2 separate regions of the Homo sapiens genome follow, and region 1 is linked to region 2. The links are chromatin contacts, found by Hi-C or POLR2A ChIA-PET in ENCODE. All regions are on one chromosome and are shown on one strand. Each heading gives the region's core, a stretch centred on a gene start or an enhancer-like site at or near the end of the contact. The rest is flanking DNA. Distances are from core to core; before and after follow the strand shown.

Region 1 (3,850 bases), core at 480-2,979, 340 kb before region 2:
AGGGCAGAAGCATCTTCAATTTACACTTGGGACGACCAATTAAGTGTCAGGGAATTTAATGACATTCTAATGCCAAAATAATCACAGAACACCACTCTCTTGCTCAGTCCAGGGAAGCAGATGCTTGGAAAACAATAGAGGCCCTGGCCCCAGGGAACTGGTCAGGTTGAACAGCAGACAACTATAGAATGCAGCTTTGGATTCAGCTTCACTCTCCAACAGTGAGAGGAGTCGAACCTTTGAAAAGCTGCCTAGGGCACTCCAGGCCTTTGGACTTTGTGTGCCCAAGCTTGGGGATGGAAGAATTGCCATGGCCACCACTAAATGAAATAACCTAGCCCATGCTTTTCAGTCCCCACAACAACCCTGAGTGCCAGGGTAGCATTCCCTATGCTGTTTTGCAGCCAGTGACTACAGAGGTCAAGCAAGTGACTCAAAGTGCAGCTGAAGACAGTGGCAGGACAGGATGGGTACTCTTGGCCCACATGAAGATGGAATGCCAGAAGCAGGAAAGAAGTTAAACGAGGGCTTTCAGGCCAGCACCTTCCCTCCTCGCACACCCTGTGCCTGTGCCTGTGCCTCTGCTGGGAAGGGCCCGTTGCTCCTCAGACCTGAAAGGGGCCTTGTTTCAGGCTGAGCTGAGGCCACAGAGGTTCTGGAGTGCGAATTGAGAATCACTAAGTGATTCCTACAATGCAGCTCAGAATACAGCCCACTCATCCATGCTCCAAAGGCAGGGCTGACACCCACTGGGCCCAAGGACTCGGTAAGTACAACACAGACCTAGACATAGCATGGCTCAAAGGGGACTTAAATTAAGAAAGCGCAAATGTGTGTAACACAATTTAAAAAAAAAGGTTGAGATCAGACATGACATCAAGGAGTTATCCTGGGAACCAGGGGTGAGATGTGCTGTAAGAGAGCCACAGTTTAGTTAAGAGTTTCCTGGCAGTCAGAGCAACGAGGGAAAAACGACAATTTCATTGTCATATCAAAGCAAGCTCAATTCCTAATTCTAAGAGGCATTCAAAAACAAGGTATACCTATAGAACTCTGAGATGCAGAGGAATTTAACTTACTCAAAAACTTGTTTCTTACAGAATTTCAACAGTAAATGTATAGGATGTCCTGAAACTTATTTTTTATATATATTTAAGTGTTTATATATATACTATAAATTATTATACATTATATATAATAGGAGGCTGAATTTTGGACTGTGAGACCAGGAAGGACAGAGGGAATCTCTGCTCCAGGCTCAGGCAACTGAGGAAGCAGTCTCTCTGGTTGGTGTCTGATCCCCACAGGCTGCAGAAGAGAGGGCCTGGGATGGACATCCAGGAGCCTGAGAATACCCAGGGGCTGTCACGGCATCTTTAGGGACACTGAGGTGGCAGGGTGGGACATGGAACTAGGAGTCACCCCCCTGATTCTGTTAGAACTACCACTCCACGACTCGTTCATAACCCAGCAGTCTAAACAGCATTTTAACTGGCAACTAAGTGACACAGAAGTCAGAGAGAAAAAGGCCCAGCACACAGTTGAGCATGATGTGGAGCTCTTCAGGAAGATCTGGTCTCTCTCCACTTTCAGACCAACAACCACAGTCAAACGGCAGCTGAGCTGGTATTTCAGCACTGGTTCCATATGCATGCTGTTTTCAGGTGTCAGAGGAGATTGCTACAATACTGCCCAACACCAAATCCACTTTCTATTCATCACCAAGGCAACATGGATATTTGCATAGCTTGTGCCTGCTGCACTTTGATGTCACCACAGCTGGGGAAAGGGCACTAGGAAGTTCCCTCCCAGATGCATGGTACCTTCACCCCAAACCAGGAGAGCACTCTCCCCTAGCGTTGCAAAGCTATGGGTGCTGCAGCTGATCTGCTATGGTGACAATGTGGTCTTCAGAAGTCAGATAAAAACTACATTTGCATAAACCAAACTTTTATCCTATTTTTGACACACTATTTCAAAGAAATTATGATAGTTAAGGCTTATTGTGACACAAATCTCTTCTCCAGTGAATGTCCAGGTGAGGCTGTGCACTGAGGCTCTTCAGGCAGCACAGCACAGCCCTCCACTTGGTAGGTCTCTAGCCTGTCAGACTCCAGACCTGGTGCTGGCTAAACTGGGGAACAACTCCCACCTGCCACTTCTGAAATCGTCACTGTTCTATGGCCAACCACAGAGAAGAGACAGATTGTTCTGACATCTGTGTGAGGCACCAGTAGTTGGAATATTAGATTCAGAGAAGAAACACACTGTTCCAAAATGTTTCAGCCTCAGAAAAAAGCTAAGTGAGACGTAACATAGTTTAACCACAACTAAAACCTCTCCACTTTGTTTCAGGTGGTAGAAGTCTAGTGAAGGATGATATGAGAAGCTTATTATTTTTGAACGTCTGCAGCAGGGCCAAGCCTTAGTTTGTGTGCATCTTCATTTCCTCCTCAAGAGATTTAAAAAAAACCCCAGTTAGACCTCCTGAAGTCCCCTTCCAGGCACCTGCATCTCCTTCCTCATGGTTATGTGTTAATGGCCTTGATCCAGAGCTGCAAGGCAGCCCTGCAGGTGTAGGCACCTGCCAAACAGATGAGCACTCACACGTGGTGCAAACAAGCACAAGTCCTTTAGCCCGATGCCCATCCAGCCATTTAAACACACACCAGTGCCTCAGCCTCATCTCATATTTGCCTACACCCAGACACAGCATGTGCAGTAGGGTCAAACACACAACTTGTTTAAAAAGCAGTTCCAGAGTATTTAAAAGATAGACAGGTGAACAGAGTTCCTGGCATCTCCCTTTCTAAACGCCGAAGACCCATTGAAAAATGTTTCAATTACAGTTCAAAGTGAGAGGAAACAGAATTACGATAACAGATGATAATAAGAATTTTCTAGCTCCATCTCTAAATGTTCTTACTTAATCTCCACTACATGCCTAAGGGATAGACCAGACAATTGGCCTCCTAAAGGTTAAGGGTAGAGTCAGGGCTCTAGGTCTGACCCCAAAGTCCCCACACTTCTCTGTGAGTCGTGTTTTCCTACGAGATCACACTCTGGCTTCAACGAGTAACAGAACGCGCTTGTTTGGAAAACCAGCAATCCATAGTCCACATAATCCCAGCCACATGTTCTCCCAAAAGTCTGAGGGGAAGAACCAAGGAGCTCATCACCTCTGGCCATTGTACTTCTGGGACGGAAACGGGGTAGTCTAAGACAGGAAAGAAAGGCTCCTAAACCCAAACACTGAGCTGCCTCCTCCAGCTTTAAGGAAAACTCTTGCTGAACCTGAATGAAAACCGTGCCACTGATCAATGGCAGGTACCAATTTATCTAAGCTCCTCATGACTGCTTTTGTTATGAAAACTGACATTCTATCAACTCATGTGAGTGAAGTGTGGGGCAACCTATCATTGCATGAGTTAGGTCTAATTTGAATTTAATATCTGATGTGCAGATTTCCACGACTCTTTTCACAGCCAGTAACAGAAAGCAACTTCTTTTACTAAACTCCAACATTCAATTAATGAAGACCTCCAAAGTACGCTGAGAACACACGTTTGGGTTTGTGTTCAGTTTGTGCAATTACCAAGCAGGCTAAACTTTAGTCCTTGCCTTTGTACATTATTCACAGAAGAGTGACTACCATTTATAAAAACAAGAATGAGATAGCACTGGGGATTTCACTTCTCAAGAAGGAGAGCATATAAGTATTTCAAATTCATACAGAGCACAGGAAAATGCTAATGTAATGACACGTTAAATTCTTTCCATCAAAATCAGTCTGCAAGTCACCTTCTCAACTCTACTTTGTCTCATTCAGGGCTAGATTTTGGTCTACATG
Region 2 (3,696 bases), core at 600-3,099:
TTAGTCCAGCTGGAGTGAATAAACCAGAGGATTTCTAAGGTCATACGTAAAAATGGGGTCATGTCACATTTAACCTAAATCTCCCCCATCCCCCGTCTTTTTAAAATTCCACTTTAAAATGGAGCATAGGCATAGAGTATATATATACATACATATATATACACATACATATATATACCTACTTATACACATATATATATACACACATACACATATATATATACACATACACATATATATACACACATACACATATACATATATATATATATACACACACACACACACACACACACACACATATATATATATATGTTTTTTTTTTTTTTTTGAGACAGAGTCTCACTCTGTCAACCAGGCTGGAGTGCAGTGGTGCGATCTCGGCTCACTGCAACCTCTGCCTCCCGGGTTCAAGTGATTCTCCTGCCTCAGCCTCCCAAATAGCTGGGAATATAGGCGCATGCCATACCACACCAGGCTAATTTTTGTAATTTTAGTAGAGATGGGGTTTCATGTTGACCAGGCTGGTCTCAAACTCCTCACCTCAGGTGATCCCCCCGACTTGACCTCCCAAAGTGCTGGGATTACAGGCATGACCCACTGCACCCGGCCAAGTATACTTTTTGTACTCTCAGCACCTCTAGTGATTTGATGCTCGGAATTATCTTGCAACATTGACAAACATATCCTCTAAATTAAGGAGGCATTTTATGGCAGTAAAAGGTATAATTTGGCTGATGAGATCAGTCCCTAAAAAAAAAAAAAAAAAAAAGTCAGGAGCATGGATTGAAACAAAACTTGGACGAGACGGCAAATAGAAGAAAGGGAACGCGCCACAGTGAGCCAGCCCTTAGTGCCTTACACCATCAGCTATTTATTCAAGCATGAAAACTGTGACATCATTCTCACAACACTAATTAGACAAAGAAATGAGATATGCAAATATTTTTTAAAACTTGATTCTGCAACACTCTTGCCAGATAAAAGTTAATTTAGAAAAACACAACTCATCAGGCTGACTCTGGAGCCAATGTCCATCACCCTAACTACCTGACCTAGGATATCCCTGGAGAAAAATCAAGCACAAGATGTAGGCTGCCCCATGACCCTAGAGACAGCTCAAATCCTTGGAATCTCTCATGGGCCAGGTTGGCCCAAAGATCAGAGGAAGCACAGTTACCCAAGCAAGAAGCACAGAAGTTTCAAGAAACTGAAGATGCTGCACTTTGAGGCTCCAACATGTCCAGCATCCCTTCTCCAGTGCAGCCTCCAGATGAAGGGTCTTTCGCAAGAAGGGTTCTGTGGGACCCTCAAGTCATTCCGTAATCCTCAAGTCATTCCTCAAGTCATCCAAGTGGGACACAGATGTGTACAACCCTGCACTGCCCCACATGAGGTGATTGCCTCGCCAAGCTGCCTCCCCTCACAGAGCCTCTGTTTTCTTGGCTGTGAAACTGGAATCCTGGTGGAGTTGCTGTGAGCACTGAATGAGAACACACACATGGAATCTCAAGAGCCTAGCCCACGGGAGACCATCAGCACGTGGCAGCTCCTTCTCTCCTCCTGGACCGCCTTAGAACAAAGATGCTTGTGATGGGCTGGGTGCAGGGCTGAATTCAGTTCGCAGACAGCTACTGAGGGCCCCCTGTGTGCCTCGCACTGTGTGAAGTTCCTGCCCTTTCGTAGCTAAGGGAGAAGTAGGCAGACTGTTAACACCTGGGGCTGGAATAAGCCAGGCACTAAGAACAGCCCCAAAGGCAGGAAGCTTTCCCAGGGAAGCCACATCCATGCCCAGGCAACGGGTGAGCAAGAGAGGAAGACAGGGACAGTCACGGGCAGAGAGGCCAATCTGTGCTGAGTCCAGAGGTGACCAGGGTGGCCTGTTTGAGGAGCTGCAACCAGGTCTGTATTGCTGGAGTAAAAGATTCATTTCTCTCACCCGGATAGAATTCCCCTTAACCCAGTTCCTCTATACTTTAGGCCACGGCTGCTCTCTGAAGCTTTAATCCTATTACACAGCTGTCTTTAGAGAACAGGAGACCATCCCCGGACCTGTGTATCATCCACCTAGAATAGCACTCCAGTCACACTGACAATGTCATCAGACCCAGGAGACTCAGCCATGAGCAATCTGCAAGGGTGAGCCAAGGAGCAAGTAAGCACTGCAGGAAATAAAAACAAAACAGTCATTGCCCAGATACACACCTGCCTCAGCTGAAAATACCCTGGGGTGCACAAGTCCAAAAGATCTCCATATACACATTAGAAACAGAAAGTGCTTGTTTTTCTTTTTCTAAAGATTTAATTCATGATTCCAGGGCCAATAATACATTTAAATGCCACCAGATGACCCAAACCCAATCTCCACAGAGCTGTGATCTGGACTGACTTATTCTCTACCAAATAAGCCTTCCCCTTTGCCACTATATTTATTCATCTATCTCTCTATCCATCCACCCACACATCCATTCATCCATCCATTCATCCATCCATCCATCCATCCATCCATCATTTATCCATCTACCCATCCATTCATCCATCTATCCATCCATCCGTCCATCCATGCATCCATTTATACATCTGTCTATCCATCCATTCATCCATCCACCCACCCATCCATTCATCTACCCACCCATCTATCCATTCATCCATCTATTCATCTACCCATCCATCCCTCCATCCATCAATTAATCTATCTATTCATCCATCTATACATGCATTTTTCCATCCATTCATCCACTCACCCATCATCCATCTGTCCATTCACTGAGTGCTTACTAAGTACCAGGTCCTGTTCATCCAGAGGTGACCAAGAAGACACAGGTTCTGTCCTCTTGGACTTGACATTCCTAGTGACCAGCCTTGCAGGTGAGGCACCCCAAGCAAGACTTTCTTACCCCTGAGTTTGCTGAGTGGCAAATAAATATAGTTCCACAGAAGCCCTTGGGCACCCCACTCAGGGCCAACCTTGTAGGCAGAGAATGCCTGCTCCTCAGTTTACCTCCTTCGGTTCCTGCCTCTCCAAACTCAGATCAAGCTTGATCCAGAGGGAAGTCCCTACGATGCAGGCAACATTCTCCCCACTGCAAACCATGTAATAATCTGGAAAAGCCACATATCTTCACAGAAGCAGGGGACTTTGCTCCTTATTACAGACATGGCAGCACATACATTTTAAATATGAAAAACATCCCCTCCTTCTAAGGTCCCTGTATTGAAGTTTTCAAGGCACCTCACTTGGATTTTGTACAAATTGAGAAATAAACCAACAAGCATCAGATAGAGGCCAAATTAATAAAATACAAATTAACAAAGGAGAATATGAAATAGATTTCATACAATAGACAAAATGATCAAGAAGCTTGAAGATATTACTACTATAGTGATTGACATGGTTTGGCTGTGTTTCCACCCAAATCTCATCTTGAATTATAGTTCCCATAATTTCCATGTGTTGTAGGAGGGACACATTGGGAAGTAATTGAATCACGGGGGCAGTTTCCCTCATGTTGCTGTTCTCATGATAGTGAGTGAGTTCTCACAAGATCTGATGGTTTTATAAGGGGCTTTTACCCCTTTTGCTCAGCACTTCTCCTTGCTGCCACCATATGAAGAAGGACATATTTGCTCGCCCTTCCACCATGATTGTAAGTTTTCTGAGGCCTCCCCAGCCCTGCAGAACTGTGAGTTAATTAA

Evidence for each region. Hi-C counts contacts between places; a loop is a spot of excess contacts on that map. ChIA-PET counts read pairs that join two places held with the same protein, here RNA polymerase II (POLR2A). Pooled maps may share reads with other maps.
Region 1: a pooled map shows a loop between it and region 2 (7-fold over the local background). The contact joins two enhancer-like sites. A Hi-C loop is called at or near these places in 7 of 50 pooled maps. POLR2A ChIA-PET finds 5 or more read pairs at or near these places in 3 of 52 experiments (OCI-LY7, activated B cell and activated T-cell).

The regions. Positions count from the first base shown.
Region 1 is chr2:111,155,875-111,159,724 of GRCh38, reverse strand. All of the region lies in intron 3 of BCL2L11 (BCL2 like 11), which reads right to left. Among named protein-coding and RNA genes, the nearest start is that of BCL2L11, 37 kb to the right of the region's middle. Within about 2 kb of position 1,729, at least 3 of the 41 ENCODE cell types and tissues checked have a DNase peak (open chromatin) inside an H3K27ac peak, as active enhancers do.
Region 2 is chr2:110,815,029-110,818,724 of GRCh38, reverse strand. All of the region lies in intron 9 of ACOXL (acyl-CoA oxidase like), which reads right to left. Among named protein-coding and RNA genes, the nearest start is that of ACOXL, 84 kb to the right of the region's middle. Within about 2 kb of position 1,849, at least 2 of the 41 ENCODE cell types and tissues checked have a DNase peak (open chromatin) inside an H3K27ac peak, as active enhancers do.